Linked DNA regions of Homo sapiens: all the other regions are linked to region 1. A link is a loop called in an ENCODE intact Hi-C map of the cell type or tissue named here. Cell type or tissue: MCF 10A. All regions are shown on one strand. Links, peaks and the distances in the headings refer to the core of each region. The heading gives the core; the rest is flanking DNA. Region 1 holds the start of ITGA2 (integrin subunit alpha 2). Region 2 overlaps ITGA1 (integrin subunit alpha 1). Region 3 overlaps ITGA2 (integrin subunit alpha 2). Region 4 overlaps ITGA2 (integrin subunit alpha 2).

Region 1 (7,922 bases), core at 1,912-6,911:
GGAAGCTAGGAAATCTAGAATTATTTTATTTGTTTTGTTTGTGTTTAAGTTAGGAGTGTCTCTTTTATTTTGGCCATTATGCACCCCAGCCAGTGCTTAGAGACTTGTGTGTGAGTCAAGCTCAATGGATTCTAAGCTTTACTCACTCATCCCATGGATTCACTGAGTAACATTTGAGAAGCCACTGGTTACTTCACTTCAAAATTACTAGGACTTACCTAGAAGTTCATATTTACCACCCTTTTCAGGTCTAGGGAGAAGAATGTGGAATTGTTAGGAAACTCATTTCAATGTATTATAATAACTATTAATATTTATTAGAAATTTATTTACTAGGTATAGGACTAGACTCTTATAACAAAAATGTATAAGATTTCAGAGACCCAGCATTTAAATGAGAAGGTAGAATATACACATATAACTCAATAATATATTACTCTGTAATACATACAAAAGAAAGTTTATTTGGGGGAAAAAACAAAAACAAAAAAAAAAAGCTAGAGGAAACCAGAGCCAAGAAAGAAGAATGATTAGTTCTCAGTGAAGAAAATGGGAAAGGCTGGGCTAATAATATAGAATTTGACTGGAGCCTTGAAGTAGAATTTGAAACAATGGAAGAAAAAAAGAAAGCTATTCTAAGTAGAAAAATAAGGAATTGACAATGAAGAATGGGAAAGGCAGGCCAGTGAACTCGTGAATTTGGCCTAAACATAGTGTGCAAGAGGGAAAGATAGCCACGGAGCCCACAGAGGTGAGTTGGAGCCAAATCGTGACCTTAAACCCTAGGGTACTTTGAATGTCCTGAAGACATCTAATGATTTTCAGCAGATCAGTCCTGCATTTTTGGATAACTGTGACAACAGGTATAAAAGATGAACTGGAACAGGAGAGAAGGAAGCACAGAGAGATTATATGGGAGTTTGTCACCATGGTGAAAGATCAAAAGGGTTTGAACCAAAGAGAGATTAGCAGTGGAACAGAAAATAGGAGATGGCACAGAAAACCCTAGTAGGGTGTAAAGACAGAATTGGAATGGGATGTTAGCAGGGGGCTGGTGGTGCACCTGGGGAAGAAAGCAGAGGTTTCTGGTTTGGGTGATTGTCTATATGAAAACGGGATAAACAAAGGAGGGCAGGGCATGACGATACAACAGATCAGAAGGAAACACTGGGGAAACTTATCTGAGCCGTGTTCCCCAACAAAACTCTGTCTTGAGCTAAGGAAAAGAAAAAGAGGGGAAGGCCTCACTTCACCCCTGAGTGCTTTTTGGAGTAGGGTCTCTGGGTCTCTCAAGATCCTTTCAAGTGGCCAGTGAAGTCAAAACTATTTTCATAACAATACTGAGACGTTACTGCGTTTTTCACTGTGTTGACATTTGCCCTCATGGTGCAAGAACAAGGATGGGGACTGGTGGTCATTGTATTCTTCATCACTGGGCACTCACAGGAAGAGAAAGGGAGAGGGACACGGAGAGGCCAGCAGATCAATGAATTTTAATGCCACGGAATAGGAAAAACCATTGATATGGTTTCAGATTCCACATTGCAACTTTAAGAAACTACCACTTGTTGAGTTTTGGTGTAGTATCAGGGGATTATCCAGAATTATCTCCTGTTTTTCTAAGTCCATATCTGTGTAACACCAGATTAATCAATATAATTTCACCAAAACTACATGCCGTAACAGATTGGATGCAGAAGCAGATCTGAGAATCCAAATGTCTGTTTTTAAGCCAGATATTTAAAATATTAGCAAAAATGTAAAGCAATGCCACTCTTCTCCCGGATTCTTTCATTTGGAGAAATATAGTTATTTTTCATAAAATGTACATTATTTATGTTCACACATAATAGGATTTTTGTTAAAGGACTTACTGAGTAAAGGGCTCTTGAGACCAAAGAGTTTGAGAAGCCCCAGCTTAACCTTCCATATTTCCTGCTCTGAATGTGGTGTCCCTCACAACTGCAACTAGGCAGGAGAGCACCCTGGAAGGGGTTCTCAAACTACTTTGTCTCAGGAACACTTTATCCTCTTAAAATTAATGTGAGGCAGGAGTTTGTTCTTTGTTTCTAAAAGTTTTGCCTGGCTCTGGAAAATCGTAGCTCCTGACTTATTCTGCACTTCATGACAGTGTAATGTTAATTTGTCCAGTTCTGAGAACAAAAACCAAGAAGGATGCATGTTATTTCCCCCCACCCCCAGAGATAAAACACAAATTCCTGTCTCACATTAAAGGAAGTGTCCTGCCTCCCAAACACAGGTCTGTTCCAAACACTTACTCACATTTCAGTGAGTCAGAAGGAAACAGACAGATATTCATCTCCCTGAAACCTGGCTGACTTCCTTCAAAAAGTCTGTAAGGAGCGTCAAAATCGTGTCACCGGTTAGTGAGCAGCCACCTAAGAGCTCTCAGGTGATAGCCGGAGTTTTAGTAAGCAGGTGAGTACCCCAGACAATTCAGAAAAAAATGCCTTCAGGTGTTTGTCAAGGTGAGTAAGTGCAGCCAGTAAGTGACTGATAAGAAAACAGGAAAGAGCCTGGGACTATATAATTTGGGTTCAAAGGGTATTAGTCATAAGCCATCAGCAGCAACATCTGATGCATACCAATTTAATACTTTAACAATGTGACACATCAGCCCTATCTATAGTAAAGAGAAGAGCTTGATTTTTATGAATTATTAAGTCCTTCCCACCTTGAGCCACTTTGCTTCCTAGAGGCAGTATCTCAGGCATCCCATTCAGCTCATAGTAGCATTCCATGAAGATCTGGAATGATGACAATAATGATGATTATTAGACTCATAACTCCTTAAGCTTGATTTATGAAAACAGTTCGTTCCTTCACAAAAGTAGTCACTGGAAGAATTCTGGTTTCAGCAATGTGCTGGAAATTTGTGGCCAAACTTTTGGATAAAACATAAGATTCAGACAAGAAAAATTAATATCCTATTTCTTAGGTTTTTAACTAAAAATCTCGGATATAGAATGTTCTCTTTCCAGATGTGAGACTGAAATAATGGAAGAAAATGGTCACAGTCTATGTCATGGTGTAATGTAGACAGGGAGAGTCACAAGTGCATGTATGGGCTCTCAGCCTTTTCTCTGGCCTTGAAGTTAATCTCCTAAACTCAGTCATTAAATCAGCTCTTAATTATCTCGGAGGAGAGGAAGTAATGATGATTTCTCTCTCTCTGTCTCTCTGTCACACACACACACACACACACAGCTCTTGCAGCAGGTATTGCTTAAATATCACCTTGGATAATCATAACTTGTGAGCAGATCTTCTTTCCTGATGAGTTAGTTTCTAACCTGGTCATTCTGCGCTTATTTTTGTCCCTTTCTCCACCCACTTAGGAAAAACAGAGAAAGGGACGCACCGCGCAGCCCCTAGGCACTGTGGTTTAGGGCTAGTGCCCTCGGCACCCGCTGCCAGGAGCCGGGCGCTGCCAAGGGCTGCGGAGGGGCCACGTTCTCCCGGGGACTGGGGCATCTCCTGCGTGCTGGCGACAGGCTGCGGGGGCGGAGTGGTGCCAGGGCGGGCGCTCGCCCGTCGGATATGCCCACCCGTCCCGTCCAGGGCAGGAAAGCCTGCCAGGGCGCCATCCCCATCCCCACCGCCTCCAGGCTGCCGGGGCTGGGCCGCTGTACGGGAGCCAAGGTGCGGTGCCCCGCGTGTGGACGAGCCGAGGTGCAGCCCGCGGGGCCGCAGGGCCGGGGTGGGGCGGGGCGCGGCCGGAGCAGATCCGGTGTTTGCGGAATCAGGAGGGGCGGGCTGGGGCGGGCCCTCGGCGCTGCAGGAGCTGCCCAGAAACTTTTCCCTGCTCTCACCGGGCGGGGGAGAGAAGCCCTCTGGACAGCTTCTAGAGTGTGCAGGTTCTCGTATCCCTCGGCCAAGGGTATCCTCTGCAAACCTCTGCAAACCCAGCGCAACTACGGTCCCCCGGTCAGACCCAGGATGGGGCCAGAACGGACAGGGGCCGCGCCGCTGCCGCTGCTGCTGGTGTTAGCGCTCAGTCAAGGTAAGCGGGGATTTCGCTCTGCATCGGCTGCAGGAGGGACCCGCGCGGCTTCCTGGGGCTCGCTGGAGGGATTGGGCGGAACTAGGGAGCGAGCTCCGTGTGTTCCCTCGGATTCCACGTGGACTCGGGCTCCCAGCCACCAGGACCTGCTTGGAAAGAGATACTTCTTCGTTCCCTTCCTGCTATCCCAGGCCTTGCGTCCCCATTAGGCGCGTCTCGCCCTGTCTGTTAAGCACCCTCCAAAGTCATCTCAGTGAGTGCTTTGTTTTAGGTACACACACGCACACACACACACACACACACAGACAGACACGCACGCACTCAAGCATGGACAGTGTGGGGATCCGCGGGTGTCCTGGAGACCGCGAGTCCTGCAGCCCAACTTCCCCTGGCTCAGACAGGTGCCGCGCCTGCCAGAGACCAGGGAAATCCGGAATCCATTGCTGATGGCGGCCTGCAGCTCCCCAGCGCGGTGCTTGCTGGCTTTGCAGAAGCCTGCGAGCCCCAAAATGCTTATTTTTCAACCCAAGGATGTGAATAATGCCTCTATTTCTTACTTGAGGACGAAGCGCTGTGTTTCTTCCCGGGGGGACTTGGAATAAACCAAGCGCCACTTAAATACTTGGCAGAGGGGAATTCTTCCTTCCCTTCTGCCTTCCTCTTATTGTTGTAACATTGTCTATTCGACGAATGTAAACTTAGGCTAGGAAAAGTTCTTTTCACTTCTGGATCCTAGATGCCGCAATGAGAGAATAAGCCGGAGCAGCCGCTCTAACTGTAGTGCTGTGGCAGTGGGGCCCGCCCACCTCCTGAGTTCTTTTACACTAAGAGGAGGAAATAAGGCTGGGGTGGAGAGCTTTTGTGGGACCATCGCCTGAGTACTTTTTCCCTGACCATTAGGCAGAGCTAGAGTGTGGTCAAATTTAAGAATTTTAGTTTATTTGGAGGGAGAAGGAGACACGTTTGTATAATGTAGTTTGAACAGCGATCAAAACAAAACAAAAAAGTTGTCTCTGATTTTAAAGTGTGTGTGTGGTTTTTTTTTTTTTTTTTTACAAAGAAGATAAATATTTCCTAAGCTGTCCTCCTTTGAGACTGACATTCAGCCACTTGCTATTCTTTATTGTGGAGGAATGAATCCTAGTCCACGTCAACCTGGTGGCATTTTCTCCAGGTCAGAGATAAGAGAGAAATAGCACCACTGTCCCCAGCCCGAGCAGAGAATGGGCATCTTAGGTTTTCTGTCTCACCTGTATTGGGTGCTTCAGATACTTTCTCCGGGAACCAGATGAGTTGTTTTGAGGGGCCACCAACCCTAATCTACGGATTTCAGGTAAAGTTGTACTTGACATTGAAAATGAGTCTCTGGAATACAACTAGAGCTAATAGAAATATAAACCCAAGCTTTTCATCTCTCTGTAATTACCCAGTATTAAAATAAGCTGTGGAAACATAACATCATTTTCTTATCTTTGAAATGTTGAGGCTTGTTATGTAAAGAGCAGTGAGAAATTCTTTAATGGAATGTAACGCTGCAAGGCATGAAGTCAGGAACAGAGACTTAACCTGGAGTTAATAAGGACACCTCAGGGCAAGCAAGCAGAGATGATCGAAAATAACATCTGCAAAAGTTTTGTGCATTTATTCCCTCCTCCTACTCCAGCCATTTGTATACTCAAGGAACAGGTTTTCTCTTAATTTAAGATCCTCATAAGAAAGCTCTCTCATTTGTGATATCACTTGAGGTTCCTGGAGAAGCAGCATCGTTTTTTGGTACCATGAGTATCCCAGGTTAACATGAATAAGTGAAATCTCTAGCTCAGTAGTATCTAAAATTTTGTATGGCATTACCCTATCTGTATAAAATTTCTCATTCACTATCATTACACACACACACACACATAACTGTTATAAAATTATAGTATGTACAATTGCATCATATCACATACAAAAATTCAAATTTAAAAGCTATGTATGTGACAGAGCTTCATTATGATGATCTTAAATTAAGAGAAAACCTGTTCCTTGAGTATACAATATGCCGTGTTATGTATATACAATTGTATATACATATATATACCTGTTAATATGTATAAAACACATGTGTGTTTAGACATCTTGTATCATCTCTAGCATACATGCAAACCACTTTAAAAACATATCACCTTCAAATCTTATTTTAACACTTACATTCAAATTTGCTTTCCAGAAACCTTTTCACAGGTGCTTAAGAAGAAAATGTACTCATAGTTTAGTCCTATATTTATCACCTTTCAGTGCTCATTTCTAAGTGCTTAATACCATGAAAATGGTAAATGGGCAGTCTGAGGATGAAAAAGAGAGAACATAAGAGGCCTAGATAATCTATAAACTAAATATAGGCCATTAGCAGAAGGCAAATGTAATTTTGAAATGAAGGCCATCACGTATTTTCTCCAGTATGTTCACAGGTCAAGGATAGTCCTTCCACCCAGGTTCTAGACCACATCTTTTCTTACTATCCCTGAAACCCTGCCCCAGCACTCATCCCTCTTCAGTGCACGTCTTCAAATTCTCTCCCTAATGTAACTTCCCCTCAGTCTGTAAATATTCTAATTTTTCTTATTGTAAAAAAAATATTTCTTTTGATATTTAATTTCCTCCTGAAACATCCTGTACTTCTGGCTTCTGTTCTCTTCCTGTTTTTCTCCTCCTTTCCTCGCTGCTCTCCCGTCATCTCCTTCACAGGCTCTTTCCTTGTTGGTGTTTGCAGAGTTTCATCCTGAATCCTCCTCTTCATTCTGCAGATTGTCTCTGGGCCCATTCCCTGCACAGGTCCCTATCTCCAGCCAGCCTCCCCTTCTGAGTTCCAGATCAGTATTTCCATCAGCCACCAAATTTCTCCAGCTAGACAGTCTGTAAGTAAGCCAGATTCAACATTTCCAAAACTGAATTTAATACGTGTCCTCCAGAATTTTCTCCTCTATTGGCTACCATTGTTTAATGGCAGTATTATTATCACACAAACATGAAAGCCAGGAATTTGTCCCCATGTTTTCAACCTCACAGCCACTCTCCAAATTCTCTTGGCTCTCCTCCCATCCATGCAACTCCTGCCACCCAGTCAGTCCCTCATCTTATGTCTGTATGTAACTTTTAAACTGGATTTTCTTTTCTTATCTCTCCAACCCATTCTCTTCATTTTCACTAATGATATCTTTCTAAGACACTTATATGTTTCCAATTACTGCTTTGTTTCAAATGTTAGTGGCTCCCCATCTCAGGTAGGGTAAAGTGCCAATTTCTTGGCATGTCATAAAAAGGTACATTCTACCTATCCAATCTTTTCTTTACTGTATGCTTTCCTGAACACAAATACACATTCACACACACACACCACACACATGCCCACACATGTACACACTCTAAAGCCATCTATATACACCATTCTTTGTTATGACTACACCTGATCATACCATATTTAGTGTGAAAATATTTTCCAAATACTCCCTTTGCCTTCATTGCATTGTTGCTTTCACCCCTTTTCACTCATCTCTTTGCAACTGACCATTATCCAATGCTAGAAGGGTCAATCCCAAGCAAAATTATAAAGTAGAGAACTTTTACTTTTGCAACAAAAAGGAAAGCTTGAGGTAACCTACCTTTGCTGGGTCCCACCCTAAACCACCTCTCTGGTCTCATCCTCAGCCCCTTAATGGGACTTAGGCCGCCCTCTGATAAAGTAACTTTGCTCCCCTATGGCTTAGCAGTTATACCTGCCCAACCTCAGCTAAGCTTTGCTCTCTTAATACTAGGTCCTGAGCCACTGTTTGACTTAAATTTATGGACTGGGGTTTAGGATTCAGTATTTACAATGGCTCATATATTTCTGATGTATGGTCTGGTTTGGAAGTGATTG
Region 2 (7,922 bases), core at 988-5,987, 67 kb before region 1:
ATTTTCCCCACATGGTGAGCTGCACGTCATATTTGCCCCAGTGAAGATGCAGAACCTTGAAAAAAAATTCTGTTGCAAAAGGAATAGGTTATGGAACCCAGTCAATTCTGGAGCAGAAATTACATGTTTGTATGCAGTGCCCTCAACACTCCATAGTTTCTGTCTGGCTCTCCTACTTGCTATGTACAATGAGACGCTTAAGAAAAAAATACCGATTCAGAGGTAGAGTTTAGAAATTGAGCTACAAATGGGCCCAGTTTTCCTTCCTGTAGGTTTCTACCATGACTCTTCTCTCCCTTCTCTTGCCCCCTCTTGGGAAAGACTGATATTGCAGAGAACCCTAATACTTTACCATTCCCACATTTCCGAGATCCTTTGTTCCATTGAGGTGACCCTAGTTTCCGAGAGTCAGACTTGTTCTGTGTGTGTGTTCTCAGGTGCATCAGGTCAGCCTGTGCTTCCTCTTCCTCCCTCCGTTCTCCACTTTCTAAGGCAGCTTTTTAATGATGTTGAAATATGCTCGAATCAAAGCTATAAAGGCCATTGGCTAAAGAAGAGAAATTTACTCTGTAACCAAATACAAGCAGAATGAGAAAAGCCATTAATCCTTAAAATCTGTTTTTCTTGATTTGTTCCATATGTGCATGTATATGCTCTGAAATAGCCTCCTGACTAGAAAGATCAATGAGGTATAAGAACATAAAATAATGATTTTGAGTTTTATATGTAACTTTATTTCAGTCTTATTTAATTTTTGCAAAGTAATTAAGTGATCAAATAAGGAATATTGTAGCCTTCATATACAGTGTAAGATTTCATTTATTTTCTTTATTGTGGTATGCTTATTTTATTGAACCTTAATAGTGGTTTGACCATAAGCTGAGATAATGTCATTTTATATATAAATAGATTAAAATGTATATATTTGTAAATAAATAACTAAAGTATATTTTTGTCCCTATTGAAATATAACATAATCAATATTCTAAGCAGGGTTCCAACATTTCTAAACTTAAAAAGAATGTTTTAAGTGAAAATATAATAAATACAGTGGTGGCCTGGCAATTAGATGATAGGCAGGTGTGCATGTGTGTATAAGAATTATAAACAATAAATGTAATTAGACACTGAAAGCACAGTGAACTCAGAGACCAGTTCTATAGAGTTCCTCAAGGTTATCTTCATGACTGCTAATATCATTGTTATAACAGTGTGGATATGCTGAACAATAGAATCTTTTTTGATTGATTGCCAAAGAGATTTTTCTATAATGCTAATTTAATAATCTGTACAATATGAGAATCACTTCAAATAAACATTTCCATCAATTATTTTTTAAAATTTTTGTAGATTTGCAGTACCGTGTCACCCTAGATTCACTAAGACAAATATCACGAAGTTTTTTCTCTGGAACTCAAGAGAGAAAGGTTCAAAGGAACATCACAGTTCGAAAATCAGAATGCACTAAGCACTCCTTCTACATGTTGGCAAGTAAATCATATATCGTTGCTGCCTTATTCCAAATCAAGAATACAGTAGAGATGTCTTATTTCAAGTCAATCAAATTCTTACTGTTTTATTTCAAAATGCACTTATGATGTCATAAAGGAAATCTTGTTTGTTCATTTTTATCATAAAATCGCAGGTCTAATTTTCTCATTTCCAAATATTTGTAAAACTATCTCTAGTCTTCCCTGTCTGCATTATCAGACATCCATATATTATGGAACGGCAGGAAAAGACACAGTGTTCTAGTTGACAAGAAACCTTATTCATGTCTTCATTTCTTTCACTCATTCATTTATTCCTTCAACTTGAAAACATTTAATTTCTGTGGGCCTTGTCTGTCAGTTGTGGTTGGTAAGTGATTAACTGCTCTGGGGGCAGACTGCTGGGCTGTATGCTTTCTGGGATCCATGTAACTACATATCTCGCCGTTTGATTTTAGAGCGAAGGGGAAAATTATCTGGTATTTTCTATCATCTGTAGGCTTTGTGCTACTTCAGTTTTTTTTTTTTTTAATTTTAGTGGATGAGGGAGTTTTGGAAATCAAACTATTAATGTTTAGAGATGGCTGGTAAGCCAGTGTGAATCATTTAAAATGTATTTTGTTGGGACACTGTGTATATGGGGAATGTTCCCAACAGAGGGCAGGAGTTTCCTAAACATTTTCTTAAAATGTACATGAGAGTGATAAAAACAAGAAGCAGCATGAAGGTAATGAGGAAACTGATTTTAGTAACTGACATTAAGACTTAGAGACTTGACGGTAAACTTGGAGCTTTAAAGGAACCAGGCCAATTTTCCTACTTCTGACTTATTTCTGTATTATTGATATATTCATAGTCTGTATTTTGAAAATTGTAGTTCAGGGGCAGGGGAGTGACAGAAAATGTGCACCCTTTTGTGCCACATTTGTTCTTCCTCAGTGATTTTCATGTTGATATGCTTCATGATACTTATCATGAAGCTTATTCTGTCAGGACCAAGATCAATCTATTATTTGGTAAAATAACACTGGAGTTGCCCCTCCTATTTAGTTAATCAGAACTGAACACTTAGGAATTAGAATGTGGATAAAATTTGAATGGGTATGAAACCAGATATGGCATTGTCTCCAACCTGCTAAAAATCATCTCAGTCTATGTTTGTCCACAAATTCAGTGTCTAAGTTATGTCCAGGTACTGGTGTTTAAAGGACTGAAATATTTTCAAAATTTCGAAAATTGTTTTGGATTTTGAAAGAAGCACTTTGAAATTTGTTCTGGAGTCAGCCAGTGTAGAATTTGTATCCCAAATATTCCACATTCTGAGAGACTTTGGCAACGTCGTTTGGTCTCTTAGAGGGTCAATCTTTCATCTGTAAAATAAGGACAATAATAGTTACTCATCTTAGAGGACTGTTGAAATAATTTGCAATAATGTATATAAAGCTCATAATTTTGAATACTATAAATGATTATTGTTATTGGTGGCATGTTAACAGTATTAATCATATTCACATCCTTTCCAAATAATTTTACATTATAAAATTCTTGGCCAGGCATGGTGGCTCACGCCTGTAATCCCAGCACTTTGGGAGGCTGAGGTGAGTGGATCACCTGAGGTCAGGAGTTCGAGACCAGCCTGGCCAACGTGGTGAAACCCCGTCTCTACTAAAAACACAAAAATTAGCTGGGTGTGGTGGCACATGCCTGTAATCCCAGCTAGTCGGGAGGCTGAGGCAGGAGAATCACTTGAACCTGGGAAGTGGAGGTTGCAGTGAGCCGAGATCGTGCCGCTGTACTCCAGCCTGGGTGACAGAGAGAGACTCTGTCTCAAACAAACAAACAAACAAACAAACAAACAAAAACTTATAGCTGTAGGTATATATTATATTAATGAAATGTAACTCATTTTATAGAAAGTTTGCCCTTCTGAAGTTGGGAAATGTTCCCGGAAGTGTTACATAATGATCTTTGGCTTGAGGTCTCAAGAAAAACTATATTGTGATGCAGGTAGCTCCTATGTTGACACAGCCAAGTGTGATGTTGCCATCACTCCAGCAGGGCCCTCTGAGGAACTGGAAGTGAGTCAACAGGTCATACTCTGAAACCTCCACATTCCCCTATGCCCCTTGTCAGAATGCCAATCCCTCTCCAGGGAAGCAAAAGCCTGATGAGATCATATGTCAGATTAGATGCACAAGAATGCTGCAGTAAGCCTGACCCTTGGGAACAGAAGAAGGAGACATAACAAGATCAGAACACCCGGTAAATATGATACCAGTGATATATTTTATGTTTCACCCTCTAGGACAAGCATGACTTTCAGGACTCTGTGAGAATAACGTTGGACTTTAATCTTACCGATCCAGAAAATGGGCCTGTTCTTGATGATTCTCTACCAAACTCAGTACATGAATATGTAAGTCAGATTTCTTTAAAATACAAAATACCAACTTGTGAACATTTTAATGTCACTAGTAAACTGTGTTTTTTCACTACTCTGCATTGATCACAAAGAACGAACAACTAACTGGAAGAAAGAAAAAAAAGGCAAGCAGATTTTATTCCTGGTCAGGAATGGAGAAAGAGGGAGCTCTTGCTCTAAAGACCTTCTCTTCAAGCTGTGAAAACCTGGGGAATTTTAAGGAGTTAGATGTGGGGCAGGGAGGTATATGTAAGCATGTCCAGAGAGGAACTCCAGATGTACAAGTACAGCTCATAAACATGCTTCCTTATACAACATATGTTCAAGAAATGGTGGCCATTTTCTTCTATGGCAGGGACTTTAGCATTATAATGACATGTTAATGATCTAAAGGTAACAAGGGGTTGCTGGTTCTTGTTTGCTCCGTTTTCTCAATGGCTTTATCTTCCTCTGGTAATTGGCAAAGGGTCCTGAAGCTCCCAGGCCGTCTATAGTTGTTTTTCAGCAAGCTTACCTACAGATAAATAGACTAGAAAAAAAAAAACTGTTTAAGAAAAAATAATGCACTTTCTCAGCTATCTACTGTTTAACAAAATAATGAACTTTCTCAGTTATCTACTCTTCAAGAAAATAGTAAACTTTCTCAGCCATATCTCCAGGTTTGCCCTGGTAACATTAGGAAAAAGCTTGAAACCCATGCACACATAACCCTAAATCAATTTAAAATGTTTTAAAAAAGAATTAGGCTCTTCTAGACTTTTTCCAATCCTTCTAATTTCCTATTGTTGGAGTTTAAGAAAACTAATAAATGACACTCATTTTTACCTCATTTGAATTTAGGACCAATGGAAAGAAATCTCCCCCATTATTCTAATAAGCACTGGATTGCAGTGTATGGTTTAGGTATAAAGGGTGTCCTCACGCTGAAGCATGGACTTAGACCACCAGTAACCACCTAGGTCATCAGCAGTGCTGATCCATCTCTGTCCTTCTTCATGGAGCCCACCTTGTAAAACTTGTCAAATGGAGTAGAGCCAAATGTGTGCTTCCTGTGGGTACAGCTGCTCTGAGAATAGAAATGAGAGAAAGGGACTGAGTTGTGTTCACTTAGTTCCTGTTCCCAAAGTTAGAGTCCATGTGCCACCCCTGAGAGTGGAGTGAGGGGAGAGAAGAGGGAGGGTGTCACTAGCGTGGCTCCAATGGAAGAGATATGAGGGATGGGGAATTCTTTTTCCCCATACACCTATCTTCCATTCTCCCTTCCTTCCTACCAGATATATTGATTGTCTTATACATACCAGGCATTGGAGCTTACAGTCTAACACTGGAAACAGGTATTAAGTAGTAATTAGAGCATATGCTATGGAGGAGGATTTCAGAGCTCTCTAGGAACTTCCACCTAGGCTGAGAAGTCAGGACAGCCCTCCTGAAGTTGTGCCATTTCAGTGGAGCCCTGAAGGATAGGGTGATTTCCACCCTATTTAGGGGAGTTTGGGGAGCAGAGGGGATGCTAAGTGTGAAAGTCCTGAGCATGAAGGAAACAACGACATTCGCTAGTGTGGCTGACGCTAAAGAGCAAGAAAGGAGGTGACGTGAGGTGAGGCCGGAGGTAAAGGCAGGGGCCGGGTCATTCGGGACTTGGTGCCACTGCACAAATTCTAAACTTTTGAAAGAGCAGTGCAGTGCTTTTGAAGGTTTTTATTTGGTTCAGCCACACGACAGGATGCAGCAGAGTGAAGAGTGGTTGGAGGGAAACAGGTGGATGTGGGAGCCCCGTGGGAAGCTATTACTTTAGTTCAGGGAGGAAATGAGAATGCTTGGGTGTGAGGTGGTGGTGGGACTGCAGAAGCAAGAAAGGATTGGAGAGATATTTAGAAGAGGAGTAGAATGGACAGGGCTTGGTGAGTTACATATGGTGGTGGTGGAGAGGCGGTCAATGAAGAAGAATCAAGCAAAACTCCTAGATTTGTGGCTTGACCGTTTTCCACCCTCTCAACTGAGCTTTATGATATTCCTAAGTATTTGATTAATTTTAAGAGAAAAATCTCATGATTAGAGTTGAGTAGATTTAGATCTTGCAGTACTTGACTTTGTATTTCAAAACTGTCCTTCCCTGGCAGACAAAAGCCAGTGCAAAGCACCCATGAAAATTGTGCGTTCTTAAAAGGACAAGCACAATTTACATTTGTAAGTAAATGTTTACTCTTCTCCCCTATAAATTACAGGGATAAATATAAAATCCCTTAAGATTTTTGCAGGGAAATTCTCCTTATGAGTTGCTTAACTTACTTTGGCTGTATGCCATTTTTGTTACACAAATTGATGGGTAATTTTCAACAATGCGTAGCTAAATTTTGAAAAATTCTTTCCTGTCATCATTTCAGATTCCCTTTGCCAAAGATTGTGGAAATAAGGAAAAATGTATCTCAGACCTCAGCCTGCATGTCGCCACCACTGAAAAGGACCTGCTGATTGTCCGATCCCAGAATGATAAGTTCAACGTTAGCCTCACAGTCAAAAATACAAAGGACAGTGCCTATAACACCAGGACAATAGTGCATTATTCTCCAAATCTAGTTTTTTCAGGAATTGAGGTAAACTTCCAGTTTTTCATTTATTTGTTCTCTTAACATCATTTACCTGGCCTACTTTTCATGCTACTGAGATAATTGCTTTTATTAGATTGATTTTGAAAGAATAGAAGGAATTTTTTACATTAGTCCTCACCAATGGTGAAAGTATTAAGCTTTTTAAAAAAGTTTTGTTTTATTTATTCAAATATGTATGTCTTTTCTTAGATTCTGTGTGAGAAAAGGATAGCTCATGTATAAAAACTGTGTGTTTCATAAAATCCTTAAACCACTGAAACTGAAACAGAGTCAAGGAAAATAATAACAATCAAAGCCAAAACAGTTAACAGACGTACAGAGAGGTACCTCTGTGTTAAGCAAAAAAAATTTACCTGCAGGAAAATCAAGATACCATATCTCCCTTTCTATGCAAAATCCTTACTTTGGCAAGATATTTGTATTAAATAACTGTGTCTTATTGATTTGTAACAGAGGTTTCTTTTATTACATTGGCAATAAAATATATTAATCTGTGTAAGATGCTATATCAGAGGTAATCAGTGTTTCCAAATGTGAACTTTGCTCTTAATTCTGATCTCCAAATGAATCCCACTGAGTTAAAATTTTGTGTATATTTATATTAATTAATATTACATACAATTTATATTAAAAGCAATGCACTTATTAATATTATACATAGTATTAAAACACTATTGTCTACTTTCTGTAAACTCAGATTTCATGGACGTTTCTCTCTATCTGTTAGGATATCACTTAGAGACATGATGACTAAGACAAACCTAAAAATAATGTCATATATTACTATATTTTGGATTCAACTAAGAATATTAATTACAGGCTGGGCATGGTGGCTCATGCCTGTAATCCCAGCACTTTGGGAGACCGAGGCGGGCAAATCACGGGGTCAGGAGATCGAGACCATCCAGGCTAACACGGTGAAACCCCCTCTCTACTAAAAATACAAAAAATTAGCAAGGCATGGTGGCACACACCTGTAGTCCCAGCTACTCAGGAGGCTGAGGCAGGAGAATCACTTGAACCCGGGAGGTGGAGGTTGCAGTGAGCCGAGATTGCACCACTGCACTCCAGCCTGGTGACAGAGGGAGAACAAGACTCTGTCTCAAAAAATTATTATTATTATTATTATTATAAATACAAATGTACAAAGTAATCTTGGGGAAAATATTACCACAGAATTTTTCTCTAGTAAAAATTATTGCCTGTATCCTCCTATGCTGACTTAATGGCCTGGCAGAGAGGCATAGCTAAAAAATCTGACAGTGCATCTCTTCTGTGTATATTAACAGTAACAACAGTAATAATGATGGCAACCATTTCTTGAGTCACATCATGGTTTAGGCCCTGTACTAAGGATTTCACTTATTTCATTTTCATTAATTCTTTTGTAAGTAGGTATGA
Region 3 (7,922 bases), core at 1,441-6,440, 79 kb after region 1:
TATTCCAGATAGTAATAAAGGAATTTTTAAAAAAGCAAATGAAACTAAAATAGGAAATAAAATTTCAGCAATAGGAGTATCAGGTGGTTGAAGGGGTGACTAATGAGGCCTCACTGAGCAGCCAATTTTGGAGTAAGACTGGAAGGAAAAGAACTAGGAAATTAACCCTGTACCTGAACTTGCATCAATTTGCTCCAAGTCCACTGATCTTTTCACTGGTTTATGATTTTTTATTAAAGATTTATGCTGTCCCTTCGATGAAAATGTGGCTGTAAGAGTGATGCAGAGATCAGATAATAAGATGTGATTAAAAAATGAATCTTTAGAATTTGTAGAGAATAAACACAATCTGGGACATTACTATATAGAAAATATAATAATGAAATTCAGAGGCTGCCATTTTCTGGTTCAGCTGTTGTGTACTATAATTTCGTGTCAAACCTGCTCTTTTAGAAAATCTTGGGATCCGATGGAGCCTTTAGGAGCCATCTCCAGTACTTTGGGAGGTCCTTGGATGGCTATGGAGATTTAAATGGGGATTCCATCACCGATGTGTCTATTGGTGCCTTTGGACAAGTGGTTCAACTCTGGTGAGTCAGGAAGAGCCAGACACAAACTAACTAAAAATTACCTGCTAAGAAAGCAGAACAGATGTCTGTACTGGTATTATAGAAATGCCACATGCATTCTATAAGACTATAGGGAATCGATGTATCATAGTTTGCACAAAGGAATAAATGTGTTTTTCCAAGTAGGAAAAATAGATATATTTGCTTACCATTAGAAATATAGTTCTCTCCTCATATGGTGAGTAAAACAGTACATAGAAAACATAAAGTTCTGGAAATGGTATCCAGGCTATTTCTGAATGTTATCTTCCTATAAATAGCCTTATCTCAGCATACAGAAGGGAAACCTCATGAGAGTGCATTCAAAAATACTGAAAATTCAGACCACACAAGTAAAGTGTAACTTCTATGTGACTGAATGGTATATTTTAAAATTATTAGTCATAAACAATAAGCCATTATTTAGGTTTAGCTGACCTCTCATTGACCTCCACAGGAGTTGAAGATTCAGAGAGAACAGTGTGAAGGTCATGTGATTCAAGGTCAAAAATAAGTATATTGGGCCGGCAAGGGAATAGAATCAGAAAGAAGTTGTTTATTCAATCAAGAATCTCCATTCATTTGTCTCTGTCAAAAAATGTGCTTTAAATGTACAAATATTTGAAGAACAGAAAAATAATATTCATTGATTATTTTTTATTTCTGAGTTTAATGATACTATTTACAAATCTCACTTGTGCTTTTAAAGAATGAAGTACATTATTTTTATTGCAGAATGAAACTTTTATGTGGAAAAAATAAAACTCAAGAATAATACTTAAGACTTTAAAAAAACAAGAAAATATATTTACTGAATAAATCAGTTAAAATCATTTCAGAGTAGCATATCAAGAGTAAATACACATATCCCAGAACCTAAAGTATAATAAATAACTAATATGTTAAACATGTATTGTGTTAGTGATGCAGTCACAAATTAAAAAAAAAATTATCTCTGTCTGCCATCTTAGAGCTTTCAAATATATACTACTGCTAAAGTGCTTTGATAGAGAGTAGAGAGAAAAATTCAGTAATGCTGGTACTGGGTCCTCTATGATAAAGGATATAATACGTGTGCTCAGTAATAACATCCATCCATCTGTTACTCTTTATGTCTTTTAGGTCACAAAGTATTGCTGATGTAGCTATAGAAGCTTCATTCACACCAGAAAAAATCACTTTGGTCAACAAGAATGCTCAGATAATTCTCAAACTCTGCTTCAGTGCAAAGTTCAGACCTACTAAGCAAAACAATCAAGTGGGTGCGTAGATCTGAAATAATCTGTATAGAAATTGGTTGGCTTACAGAGTTTTAGTCCTGAATATAACATATTTTGGTTTGTAGGCCAAGAGAAATAAGGGTTTTAGTTATAGACACTTAAGTTTCCTTACACTGGAGATGCCCGAGAATGGTTCACTAGTCATGGAAGATTTGTTTAGATCTTCCTTCCACATCTCTAGAAGGTTCTGCTGCAGAAAGTTGTAATCTCTATGACATAACCAAGGGCCCTCCTGCTTCCATCCTTTGAGTTTCTCTTACCTCCATTTCTCTTACTTAAAACCTTGAGCATACACAGATTATGCTGAACTGCCACTCAAATGACTATATCATGTTGGCTATGCCATGATCTATATAGGACAGGTTCAGTAAAAGTATCAAGTATTTTTCCTGTCGTTGAGGAATTAATAAACATGAAATAATGAAAGAAAACATGAAAAGCAATATATAACTTTTACCCAGTGTTTTAAATGTTCTAAATAATACAGAGAAATGAGTAAAAGTCTGAATTATGTCTCATCAGATGGGGAAGGATGAGGAAATCATTGTGGGCAAGCATCAGCAGGAATTGTTGTCTTTTCTCTTGGGCTGGCCAAGTTGTCTTTCAAGGCCTGGCAGAGGTCCTGCCTCCTCTTCAAAGCTTTTTCTAAGCACACTATCTCACCTTCATCTCTTCTGCCCCAATTATCTCACCATGCTCAATGCATAGCTTGCAATTTAACACTTGATTCAAAGCTACCTTCTTTCATTAACTGCTGCTTCATGGGTCCCAATTCCCATTCCGTCAGAATTTGGCTTTAAACTTCAGAACTTGTAGTTCCTATAGGAATTCAATTAAGTGACAAACATATTAACTTAAAGCTGAAAATACAGAAGCAGGTTATTTGCCATAATTCATACCAAGATACAAATAAGATGAGAACACAAAGCAAAATTAGATTCAAATCTTAACATGCTTTCCATATTTTCCTACTTTTCATATCCATTTGGAAGTTTTCCATGCAGATGTTCAAAGATTGACCCAATTTTGAGTAGCATATGTCACTTGACCTGCCATGTAGCACATCTAACTGAGCACACATGATAGTTAAGTCAAAAACCGTTGCTGCATAAACATTGTGGCTAGTCTGCCTAATAGGTTAACTTGGGAAATATATTATTTGGCAGAAACAGCAAACTGGTCAGCTCTTCTGGCCCCGAAGCATAGAGGTGTCTCATGTATCTTCCCTTTTTGACTATACTTCAACCCTTATGGTGATGCACACTCAAAAATTCTACTTTCAGAGAATTTCCTTCCCATCCACAGGCTGCCGAGGGTTTCTGGCCTTTCTTACTATTGGGCATCTTTCCCTTTAAATCTTTTTTCCTGATGCCTTCAGGTCCACAAAGACAAGCCAAGTGAAATGATTGTGAGCTCATTTGTCACTTCATTGCTTGGCAATAATAGTATGTAAGACGTGAATCCCATCTTCACAACTGTGGAAAGTGAATTTATAAAGCATATGGTTTCTATCATTTATTGCATCAGGTGCACACTTCACTTTAAGATTAATAACATAGCCCATGAAGCGATGTATCATTTTTATAAAGCTGCTTGAAAAAAAAAGGAAAAGCATTATAATGTGGACTAACTTTGTCCTAACTGCACTCACCTCCTTGCCATTGTTTTTCCTTTACATCATCTTCACAACTTATTTTTAGTTTATTTAATTCTTTAATATTTTATCTATCTTTGTTGGCATTGTTAAGTCACTGGAGCAAGAAAAATTGTACAACATATATGATAGATTTTTTTCAAGGTAACATGTAGAATTCATGTTTTGGGAAGTATATACAACCTTTAAAATATTGAAAATAATAAAGTAAGATAGAATAACCCCAAATAAGGCAATAAGGCAGCTGATGCTGTGAATGGCACCAGGTGTTCTCTCTCAATTTTGGACACACGGCCAGTGGACTTTAGTTGAAGGTAATAATTCTGATAGTTTAGACATCGGCTACTGACATCAGTTATTATCACATAATTTTTTTTCATGAGTTGGTATTAGGAAACAGAGGTTCAAAGAGGGTAAGTAAATTGCCCCAAGTCACAGAGCTCATAAACAGCAGAATTAGGATTCAAACCAAGTCTGCCTGACTGAGACTTTATTGCTGCAGTGTTGCATGCATTTCCCTATGTGAGCATCTAGAATAGGTCAAGCACTGTCCATGTTCCCTTAGAGTATCTCAGTTAATCTTCACAATAACAATTAATTCTTACAACTGGATGGAAGCAGAAAGAATATGAGCTCTTATTTCAAAAATACCCAACTTTTACTTCTGACTAGCCATGTGAACTTAGGTGAATTATTTTACATCACTTATTCTAGTACATTATTTGAAAAATAAGATAATAAAATTCACTTTCCAGATTCATTGTAAAACTTGTATGGCATACATGAGAATGTGTCCAGTTGCAGGCGCTCAGCAACTGTTCCTTTCCATTCTGTGTCTCCGTGTTATGAGTAATGAAACCCGTGCTTGTGGGAGTGAGCAATTTGCCCAGGTTCATCACAGTAGGTTTCCTGGCGGCAAGTCTAGTTTCCTTTCCACTGCTCCCAGCCACATTTCTCTGAATCACATTTCTTTGTATGCACAGTCACCTACGTCACATCAGAGCTAGAATGACAAATGCTTTGTGGTGCTAGCTATGGTTCACAAGCCACCAATATGAAGACTATTTCCATATTTTCTTGATGTGAGATACTTTGTCCAAGAAGACACAATAAAGCAAAGATGCTTTTTCCTATAAGTTGATTTGAAATAACATTTCTTTATGATTTTTTTTATCATAGCCATTGTATATAACATCACACTTGATGCAGATGGATTTTCATCCAGAGTAACCTCCAGGGGGTTATTTAAAGAAAACAATGAAAGGTGCCTGCAGAAGAATATGGTAGTAAATCAAGCACAGAGTTGCCCCGAGCACATCATTTATATACAGGTAAGGCCTCAGGAACATCCCTTTTGACTTTATTTCTTCCTAAAGACGAGAGAGTGGTAAAAGTCAAAAATGGAAGCTTATGAGTTAGAAAATGCTCACCCTTCCAATGAATGCCTTTCTTATGTAATTCCATAAATAAGAAGCATATTTACTTTATGCTAATATTTATGGTCACAATCTATTATATAAGTCAGCAACATCAAATTTCATTTAGAATTGCAATGAAAGGGCTAAAAATACAATTCTTAAAGAAATCATAGATACAGTGTTTTCTTAAATGTTTAACAGAGAGAACTTTCCATTGGCAATAAATGTTATTTTGATATTTTCCTATCAGGGAAAAATTTTATTTATTGTTCAGCTACTGAAAAATAACTCCAATTGTGGTTTCTACTATTAGATTTAAGTTAACATAGATGAAATATAGTAGATTATGAGATAACAATTATTTGTTCTAATCGTATGCTGTAATTACTGTATTTAACATGGATTTTGAAAATTTCCCAAGTGAGAAAAATGCTTTTCAGGAGAAAACTTCCAGCCGGAAATTTATTTTATAAATGATGTGAATATTTCCACCTTGGAAACCACATAATGGCATTTGAAAGGATAATTTACTCAGGAAATCACTTTTTTAAAAGGATATTTAAGTACTTTCTTAGAATACAGTTCTCAGAATTTAAGGTGCGAAAGAACTGCCAGGGAAACTTTTGGGAAATGTATATTCTGGGTTCTTACCATCAGAAATCTAGGTTTGAAGGCCCAAGGAATATGCAGATCTAAGGAGCAACCCAAATATTTCTGATGTAAATGGATGGTACAGAGAGATCTTACTTCAAGAAATGCTAAGTGTAAACACTAGAAAAACATAAAGTTGACGGTTAGATGAATTAAAATCAGTTGAGTTGTTTAGTTCATTTTTCAATTTGAAGGTTTCTTGTTTGTGAAGACGTAGACTTCTTTTTTGTTAAAGTGACAATTTTATAGATTCCTTAAAGGAAAAAATCTTATTTCCCTTCTCTCCCATCCTGTGCTGACTGGTGGATCAGATTATACATGCAATCCCTAGTGAGGAAATGGAGACAGCCAAGCTGTTTTTCTTTAAAGTTTAAAAAAACAAAATCCTTTTTCACTATTTGATATCAATGCCAGTTAAAGTACATCCTACTTGCTAAGCCCGCAGCCAGCCAAGGAAACATCTCCTCATAGTCCAGAGCTGTCATGGTAGACAGGCCCCCAGAAGGAATAAGTCCTTCTGGGAGGACTTCTGGGAGGCCCCCAAGAGTTAAGAGTAAGTCCTGCCTGTGAATGGACTAAAGAATACCAAGATACCGCTTCTGAGGAAAAGGCAAATTCAAATGTTAGGGTTTCATTTGTATAGACATAGTGCTTTTTTGACAAGAACTGATGAGCTTAACTAAGAATCCCTGCTTCAAATTCTTACTAGACCCAAGTCTCTTTTGGTTTCTTAGTAGAAGAGAGGCTAAAAGCAGAATTAGGATGGAAGAAAAGAAGCGAGAGTCTTGATTATTCACAACAAAGATATTCTACATAATTGAGAGCTGACTGTGCTCTAAATTGTAAACACATTTGGAATCATTTTCTTGTTTTAATGTTGCTATGCTCTAATAAACTGACTCTGTCTCCCCCTGTATGTTTGTGTGTGTGTATGTTTAGGAGCCCTCTGATGTTGTCAACTCTTTGGATTTGCGTGTGGACATCAGTCTGGAAAACCCTGGCACTAGCCCTGCCCTTGAAGCCTATTCTGAGACTGCCAAGGTCTTCAGTGTAAGTGCAGCTTACACTTCCTGGATTTAGACTGGCAAATAAAGTTCCACAGTCACTGCAATAGTGTCTGAAGGATGGTTAGGATGCAGCCTGAAAATTCTTAATTTTCTAAATGAACTACAATTACATATGCATAAAGTTCACTAACACTTAAGTTCCATGACAGCAGGGATTTTTGTCTTTCTTGTTCACTGCTGTGTTTCCACTCCCTAGAGCAGGGCCTGGCCCATTGTATGTGTTCAATATATATTTGTTGAATAAATAAATAAAAATAAAGTAAATGCCTTGTGCTCATACTCAAAAAATATTACCAATACATATGAAGCTCTGCGTATAGCTGTCCCCGCCATAGACACTTTCATCTAGCTCCCCCTGTGCAAATGATTATCTTGAATTGTGTGTTTATTAATGCTTTTCTTTATTATTTTGTTAAACATTTATATATTCCTAGAACATTGTTTGGTTTTGTACTTTATGTAAATAGAATAATATTCTATGTATTCTTCTGTAATTTGCTTTTTCAACCCAAGAGCAAATGTATGGATCTTTTTTCCTTTTTCGTAGATTCCTTTCCACAAAGACTGTGGTGAGGACGGACTTTGCATTTCTGATCTAGTCCTAGATGTCCGACAAATACCAGCTGCTCAGTAAGTTTTACTTTAAAGCTTGTTGTAAAATGTAGAAATAAAAGACATACTAGATTACTTTATTCAAACGAATGTTTATAGAGTTTTTCTACAAAAGAAACATTCATAACTCATAAATACCTTTAAAAACTAAATTTCAATGTCTACCATCCACATAGGAGTAAAACAATAAGAAATATAAAATTATCTGTATTTAAATGGTTCCATTCCCTCTAATACAATAGCAACAAAGAACAATCCAATTGCATTTACTTATTTGTTGTCAGTATCATTTTGATGCAAAGATAGTTTATTACACAGCAATTTTCTCAGTATTCTAAGTAAGTCTAAAGAGTTTAGTTTTTTAATGAGTGAAATTTTAAAATACTGGCCTTTTTATTTAACAGTAATGGCTTTTCCCCCCTCCTTTTTACTTTTAACAGAGAACAACCCTTTATTGTCAGCAACCAAAACAAAAGGTTAACATTTTCAGTAACGCTGAAAAATAAAAGGGAAAGTGCATACAACACTGGAATTGTTGTTGATTTTTCAGAAAACTTGTTTTTTGCATCATTCTCCCTGCCGGTATGTGATGAGACCCTGTACTTACTTCCACCATGCTTCCTACTTATAGA
Region 4 (7,548 bases), core at 1-5,000, 110 kb after region 1:
ACCTATTAAAACTGTGAAGAGTAAAACTAAAGCCAATTTATTATAGTCACACAAGTGATTATACTAAAAATTATTATAAAGGTTATAATTTTATAATGTATTTACCTGTCCTGATATATAGCTATAACCCAATATATGAAAATCTCAAAAATTAAGACATCATCATACAGAAGGCAGGATTCCTTAAACTGAGATCCCTGATCCATCTTTAATATTTCAATTTGCACACATAAAACAATGCCCTTTTGTGTACATTCAGGCATACCCATTTTAATCAATTTGAAAGGTTAATTTAAACCTCTAGAGGTGAATGAGAAACATGGGGGAAAAGTATGAAATAGGTGAAAATCTTAACTATTTCTTTGAACTCTAAAGACTGAAACTGTAGCCATTATGTAAATAAAGTTTCATATGTACCTGTTTATTTTGGCAGATTAAGTCAAAATATGAATGTATATATTGCATAACTATGTTAGAATTGTATATATTTTAAAGAAATTGTCTTGGATATTTTCCTTTATACATAATAGATAAGTCTTTTTTCAAATGTGGTGTTTGATGTTTTTGATTAAATGTGTTTTGCCTCTTTCCACAAAAACTGTAAAAATAAATGCATGTTTGTACAAAAAGTTGCAGAATTCATTTGATTTATGAGAAACAAAAATTAAATTGTAGTCAACAGTTAGTAGTTTTTCTCATATCCAAGTATAACAAACAGAAAAGTTTCATTATTGTAACCCACTTTTTTCATACCACATTATTGAATATTGTTACAATTGTTTTGAAAATAAAGCCATTTTCTTTGGGCTTTTATAAGTTATATATTTTACTATTTTTATCTTATACATTCACTTTGCTCACATCCAAGACTCAATTTAAGAAGACTGAGGCTATAATTAATTTGCCATAAGTGTCCAGTCTATGTTTCTAGCAGTGACCACAAGGATCTTCTTTTGTAAGACTCTTAAACTGCCTTCGAAGTTTTGAGACAGTGTAAAGCATTGCTCCTCAAAGTGTGGCCCAGGGACAGATGGTGCTGCATCACCTGGAGCCTGTTAAAAAACACAGATCTCAGGGGCCACTCAAAACTATTCAAGTCAAATTGTAAGTTCTACAGCATCCCCAGGTGATTCATATTGCATTGAAGTTGAGAAGCACTGCTCTAAAGCTTACCTTTTGAAATAAAATGTGTGCTTGGAATAGAGAGGGAAAAAAAATCAGCCAAACTGCTGCAACATGCAAAAGCAGAGTCATCTGCACAGTTTAAAAAAAATCATAATAAGCAGGAAGGTTTAAATATTTTTAAAGAGTAAATATGCTGAAATAAATATGCTGTAAGTTATAAAGTAAGTACACGTTGGGCTCACAGACTGCCATCGCTGTACAGATGGCAGAGTAATGCAAAGACAGGGTGGAAAGTGTGTGTGTGCTGCCATAAATAGCGATGCACCAGCATCTCCATTCATGTCTGCGGCGCTCTCTCACATGCCTCCCTGCCCATCGCAGTTGTGCTGAGCCGTCTCAGGAGGGCAGCTCACTGCAGCACAACCATCAATAAGTGTGTCTGCTATATATCTCACATTAAAATACAATCTTGGAGAGCTGAATGTGGGAATTGCAGCTACTTGGGAGGCTGAGGCAGGGAGGATCCTTTGAACCCAGGAGTTCAAGGCCGGCAACATGAGACCCCCCCCCTCCCAGCTCTTAAAAAATAAAATGTTAGAGAAAGAGAGCACTAAGTTTTATTTCTTTGTTTTTCACAGAGCAGGTTAGGAAATGCTGTACAGGTTAGGAAGACCTGTATTAAAGCAATCATTTATATCCCATAGTTAACTGGAAAATAATTTTATACTTACTTTTTAAAAAGTACTTCTTTTTATTTATTCTACATCACTTGTTAAAAACTACAAATTGCATTTTCAAAAACTCCTTCCTGATCCTATCATAATCTTTTAATATTTTTAAGGTGTCAATTAAAGATTGGACATCATCTTACATAAAATCAGGGCCTAATTTTCATTTCGGAACCACTACAGCCTGACTTTAAAGAAAATGGCTACTAAACTGAACTTTTGGTTCTATGCAAAATTAAATCTAAGTAAGACTCAAGTTGCTAAGAGCAACTTTACTATAACTTTTACTATGGCTCTGGCTCTACTGCCCTCTGCTGGATGATCCACCGAACTACATCACACAAATCATTCTTGAGAGATCTTCACTGTACCAGGTGCTCAGTAACTGTGTAAGATGTCTAAATCACTTATTTCTCAAAAAAGGCTGAAAATATATTGTGACTCTATACATCATATCCAAAGGACAAAAATGTCCACAAAATAAGTCACTCATTGAATATCTGCTGTTACTTTCATTCAAAGATGATAAAAATCAATTTCATTTTACCACCTGTTCAAAAATACTTGAAACATAAATAATTTGAATTTCCTATTTCTTAAGTGAACTTACCTAGCAATCATGCAAAGTCACGGCTTTAAAGTGACCAAGAAACACTGCAGGCAATCTGATTAAAGGCTAATTATTTTTTTTAGATTACTCTTCTAGTTACTTGAAGCTAAGTTACAGAGATGATAGAAAAGCTACATATCAGAGTGACAGTAGCCCCTTAATATCTGAACCACCAATTAACTCTGCCACTCCTAAGTAAGCAAGGGTCAGTAAAGATCCTATCTAAGTCAAGTGCAATGCACTAAAATCTTTCAAGGCCATTCCATCCCAGTTCTGGCATGCCCCAGGTTAACTCCTTAACCTCTCTGTTGGAGACTTTAAAAGCATAACAGTCTCAGTTCCAAACTTAGAATAAAGCCTACTTAATGAAGGCATGATTCTTTTAAAACATAAAGAATGTTCTATGTTCTTTAAAAACATCATTACCCTCAATAAGGAACTTCTAAAGAAATATCTAAGTAGGAAAGTCTTGAAATCCACATATACCTATCAACATTGCATATGACATAACATCCATTTAACAACCTATGTCCAAAATCCTAGAAATGTCCAGTGACCCAGTAACCCCATGATAATGTGCTTTTAGATATAATGCAACAGCCAACACCCACCCCTTCTCTCCAATGGGGACAGGCGGAAGCTCGATGGCAAGCCAGAGTGACACTGAACTGTGAAGGTAAGGCTGAGACCAAACAGGCAACCCGAACCCGGCAGAGGAAGTAGGCGGAGGGTTTGTCTGCCCTTCCAGTATCCTTCTGGCCCAATCTCTCCAGACGGACTAATGAACAAGCATCAACTGATGTAACCAGGTGATTCCTAAAGTCAGTGTGGCTGTCCTATGGGTCCCAGCCACAGATAAGATGCAGAGTGTTCCTCAAGGTATTTTAGGTTGGCAGAAAAAGATCACTGGGTGGGTGCCTGGCACAAAACAGGCATTCAATAAATATTTGTTGAATAAATGGGTTCCTTAGGTAAAAGATGTTTTCACTACATATAACAAATAGGATTACTACGTTTCTTATTTGTCCCAGACATAAGAAAAAAATCCTTCAATCTAAGTGTCTGAAAGTATAGCTTTTGTTCTTAATATGCATAATGCAAATTTTGTGATGATGCCGACTGCCCAAATTTTGCCTGTATTTTATTATTTTATGAGCTATGTGTTTACCTGAAATTTGCTGAGAGTAGACCTTAAATATTCTCACCACACAGAAGAGGGGACTATGTGAGCTGAGGAATATGTTAATTAGTTGGATTATGGTAATCACCTCACAATGTATATGTGTATCAAAAATCACATTGTATACTTTAAATACATACAATTTTTGTCAAGTATACCTAAATAAAGCTGGAAAAAAAAATTTAAGAACTATATGGGACTTATATGTACAAGTCTATCAAAATACTATAAAGCTTAACCAGTTAAAAATTGGGGCATTGTTTACCTAAACATTTCAACACAAACCACCTTGTTGCTAGTTAGCTTTATGACAATTTTGTGCTGATTTGTATATTGATACAAAATTAACAACTAATAAAAAACAACAAAAAGTTTTCTGGTAAGATTATAGATTCTGAAATCCCAGAAATCTCCATAATGAGAACTATTTTAGGCAATTTAAAAAAAAAGAAAATACTCTTTTTAAACTTTTGAAATCATGGGTTTTAGTTTATTATTTTTAATATATTTCTGAAAATGTATAATATCAAGACTGTCTGATAATGCTTTTTTAATACTTTCCAGTTCTGCCAACATTCCTGTCATGCATCCTTAATAACAATGCTCTCCCAGAACCGGGATGGGGGGCGGTGAGGTGGGGTTGGTGGGGGAGTACGTTTCTGAGCTAGTTAAAGTCACTGAGGAGGGCCCATACCTCAATGTGTGTTGAGTTACAATTAGAAATTAGTCATGGAAGGACATGTCTACCACAGATATCTTTCCTCACATTTAAATTATTCCATTTCTTCCTACAGTCCTCCTTCTATCTTTAGTTCCATTTTAAATAACCCTTCATCCTACATACCCATTTATCTTGCTTCCTTTTTCTCCCTTTTGTCCCACTAGTATAAGAGATTGTGCTTCAGTAAACTATCCTGATGTGGAGAGAAAAAAATCAAAATGTGATCAATAATAATAGTTTAACAAAGTTAAGATTGCATGCTCTAAAAACATAAGTGATTAACTGTTGGATGCCCAAAAGCACTCTTTGTTTCCTTTCCAAGTTGATGACTCTTCGTATATTTCCTAAAAAACAAAATCATAACAGGTATTAAAAATAGACCATTCTACTATACGAATATAAAATATATTTGAATAAATCAGACAAATGAATATCACATCTATTTCAATGGCTCCTCTTTTAACAATCATGACGAGAGACATCATGGGCAAGGTTACATAGGGGAAGACAGAAAGTCTTTAGTTTTAAACATTTTTTTTTCTTTCCAAACATACCTACTACTTCAACATTTCTAAATATGCTTTTCCAAAGGCAGATATCTTCATTAGCTGTTGAATTAAGTGGTCACCTCTCAGAAGTTCCTAAACAAGTTTGAGCTGCCCTCTGGTATGAGCTGTTCTTTGACATATGCACTCTACCTACCTGCCACCCTTCCCTATATCACAGATGATCTCAAAGCACAGGCCGAGACTAGAACCAGACTAGAAGTTACATAGTTTGTGGAAAGGAGGGGTAAGGAGAACATATCACTTTCTCTTCTCACTCTCTAGTCACATTCCATTTCTGTAGGGAGAGGAATTCAAATTCAACTGTCCTCTGAACTCCTGCACTTCCTCGGACTCTCTATGGACAAACAAAAGCAAAATACGAAGCCCAACTAGTCCTCAAAGCATGAAAACAAGAATATGCCCCAACTCCTGCTCATTACCTGTATTTCTGGGGTTGCTCCCATCTACTTTCTGTCCACTGACTGTGCACCCTTTCCTCCCTGGTGAAGAAAGCTACCCCTGCCTTCCAGGCTTGCAGCTGATCTTAGAATGCTCTTCCTACCTCTCGCTCTCTGGGGGCCTGCCTCCTGTTGTGTCAGCCTTGTTCACAGCAAGGGAACAATATATCTGAGCTTCACTAAGTTTCCTTTCACACATATTCTATCCTCTAATCCCTACGTATTCTAACAATGGGCTTCAATTTTATTCTGAAAACATGGTCATCAAATTTCCCAGGCCCTGGTTATGAGTCCAACTTGCTTATTTCTACCACTGACTGAGGCAGGTCCCCTGGGAAGGAGGGGAGAAGTGCCCTTTAAAAGCCCTGGCTCTCTGCTCTGGTCTTTTCATCTACTGAGCTGTTCATTAACTCCTCAGCTTTCTGTCAACCACAACGCTGTAGGCAATTCTAGACAATTCTAGACATTGAATGTGCAACCACAGAACAATCCCACTGTTAATGTTACTACACCAGGGGAGAAACTAGGGAGTTGGGCCTTTTCATCCCATCAGAATGCTCTATTTAACCAGAGAATTACTTGCCCTTATTGACAGAAAACATGCCAGAAGTTCCTATTTCTGTTTTTAAATCCACTCACTGCATTTTCTCAGAGGGAGCAATATCTCACCATTTTTTTTTCTTCCCTAAAAAGGACCTCTAGGAAAAGCCTCTTTCACTTTAAAGAATTTCTATTTTAGCCATTACCTAAATAGCTAATGCATTATTCTCACTCTCCAACAGAAAGACCCTCTAATTCAAGGGAATTATAATCCAAGGAAAATAACTTCATGTATGAACCCCTCCAACAGTCCAGACTAGGAATTCTCACTGTTATCACTCATTGAGGCTTACTGTGTGCCATGCATTCTTTGGGGCACATATTTTTCATGCTTAACAAATCTTGGAAAGAAGATATTTCACAGATAAAGAAAACAAGATACTACAGTCAGTAAAAAGTCCATAAATATGGGGGGATTTATCTAAAAATTCCTGAGAAAAATCAGGTCCACATGCTAAAATGTGTTATTTTCTTAACTTACCTTTTTCCATATGGGCACCTTGGCTTTTAAAGTATCAATGGCATAGCTCACAGCTTCAAGAGATGCAGCTCTGTGGGCTGAGGACACAGCAATGATTATGCTTGCTTCTGACACTGGAACCAAGCTTTAACAAGATGAAGAGAAAAAAAAATCACCATCATCTCTGAATCTACGTGTTAAAGAATCTGCTAGACAGATGAAAAAAAATCCAGGTATGCAGTCTTAGAATTATACTGTAGTTCTATTTTACGTAAACATACAGTTAGAAAAGAGTAATTAATTGCAGTAGCATTCAGCAGAGGCAGTAGATGAGGCTGATGCTACAGCTAATTTGTTAGAATCTATCCACTAAACCCTCCTGATGGGCACCAAGGAAAATCCTTTCATTGATAGAGCAAACATCTGACTCAACAAGGCACAGTGCCAAGTAATGCCTAGAAATACAAAGTTATGTCCTAACGAGTATAATACAAAATTTAAAATAATACATATCAAGTAATAGGAGTGATAATAACCATTAATAAAACTACTGGTTATTAATAACAAACTAGTAACTAACAGAGTATGATAGATACAGTCTCAATTACTGGCTTCTTTTTAAAGCCAAGAACTCTTCTCTTTTTAGGGGTACAAAAAGGCAAACCACTCTAATGACTTTCGAGGCATTTATATCAAAAAGAATCTGTCACAGATTGTCATAGGGCCTGCAAGTCTTGGCACAACTGCAGTTTGTTACAGCAACAGAGGCAACAAGAGCTCTCCCAATATCAAAACTCACTAGGCAGTCCCTAAAGGTACTAACAGCCATCCCTATTGTCCTCCAAAAATAATACATGAATATTCCTCTCATGGTAATATAGAATTACTAAGAAAGATTCAAGAATCAGAGTTAGTACAAAGATGGAAAACAATTACACTTAACTTTTAGAGTGATAAAGGAAATCATACCCAAGTCTATGGAACACTGCTATGTGTTTGACTGGCCATTTCTGCCTAATGTCACTACAAATCTTTCTGACTTCATTTTCCGCCATGGGTAGATATGCTTCATATTCTAAGCTAATGACTTTTTTCCCTTCAAAGTTATTTCTTGTAGT

Evidence for each region. A loop is a pair of places that touch in the nucleus more often than their neighbours do. Peaks named below come from ENCODE experiments on the same cell type or tissue, not always from the same donor. Only the 100,000 strongest peaks of a DNase experiment are listed, where the experiment ranks them.
Region 2: a loop joins it to region 1, with 12 times the contacts of the local background. A loop is called at or near these places in 3 of 110 quality-filtered maps.
Region 3: it touches region 1 in a loop (2.9-fold over the local background); 3 of 110 quality-filtered maps call a loop at or near these places.
Region 4: it touches region 1 in a loop (7-fold over the local background); 14 of 110 quality-filtered maps call a loop at or near these places.

What each region holds. Positions count from the first base shown.
Region 1 is chr5:52,985,509-52,993,430 of GRCh38, forward strand. ITGA2 (integrin subunit alpha 2) reads left to right here and starts at 3,844. Exons shown (of 30, transcript NM_002203.4): 1 at 3,844-4,024. The coding sequence starts at 3,961. ITGA2-AS1 (ITGA2 antisense RNA 1) reads right to left here and starts at 4,778. Exons shown (of 4, transcript NR_186583.1): 1 at 4,582-4,778; 2 at 2,696-2,768. RefSeq lists an enhancer at 1,984-3,183 and a silencer at 3,648-3,797. In MCF 10A, for the core only: a CTCF peak has its summit at 4,496; DNase peaks (open chromatin) are centred at 2,343, 3,793 and 4,803.
Region 2 is chr5:52,918,982-52,926,903 of GRCh38, forward strand. ITGA1 (integrin subunit alpha 1) reads left to right here. Exons shown (of 29, transcript NM_181501.2): 17 at 1,351-1,487; 18 at 3,796-3,906; 19 at 6,297-6,506. Among named protein-coding and RNA genes, the nearest start is that of ITGA2, 66 kb to the right of the region's middle. In MCF 10A, for the core only: no CTCF peak of the experiment used is centred there; a DNase peak (open chromatin) is centred at 3,580.
Region 3 is chr5:53,065,388-53,073,309 of GRCh38, forward strand. It overlaps ITGA2 (integrin subunit alpha 2), which reads left to right. Exons shown (of 30, transcript NM_002203.4): 15 at 454-590; 16 at 1,731-1,870; 17 at 4,722-4,873; 18 at 6,551-6,661; 19 at 7,226-7,308; 20 at 7,731-7,872. Among named protein-coding and RNA genes, the nearest start is that of MOCS2, 40 kb to the right of the region's middle. In MCF 10A, for the core only: no CTCF peak of the experiment used is centred there; a DNase peak (open chromatin) is centred at 4,444.
Region 4 is chr5:53,093,960-53,101,507 of GRCh38, forward strand. It overlaps ITGA2 (integrin subunit alpha 2), which reads left to right. Exons shown (of 30, transcript NM_002203.4): 30 at 1-820. MOCS2 (molybdenum cofactor synthesis 2) reads right to left here. Exons shown (of 7, transcript NM_004531.5): 5 at 7,400-7,548; 6 at 6,452-6,575; 7 at 1,720-4,708. The coding sequence ends at 4,643. Among named protein-coding and RNA genes, the nearest start is that of MOCS2, 12 kb to the right of the region's middle. In MCF 10A, for the core only: a CTCF peak has its summit at 2,175 (motif pointing left); a DNase peak (open chromatin) is centred at 2,172.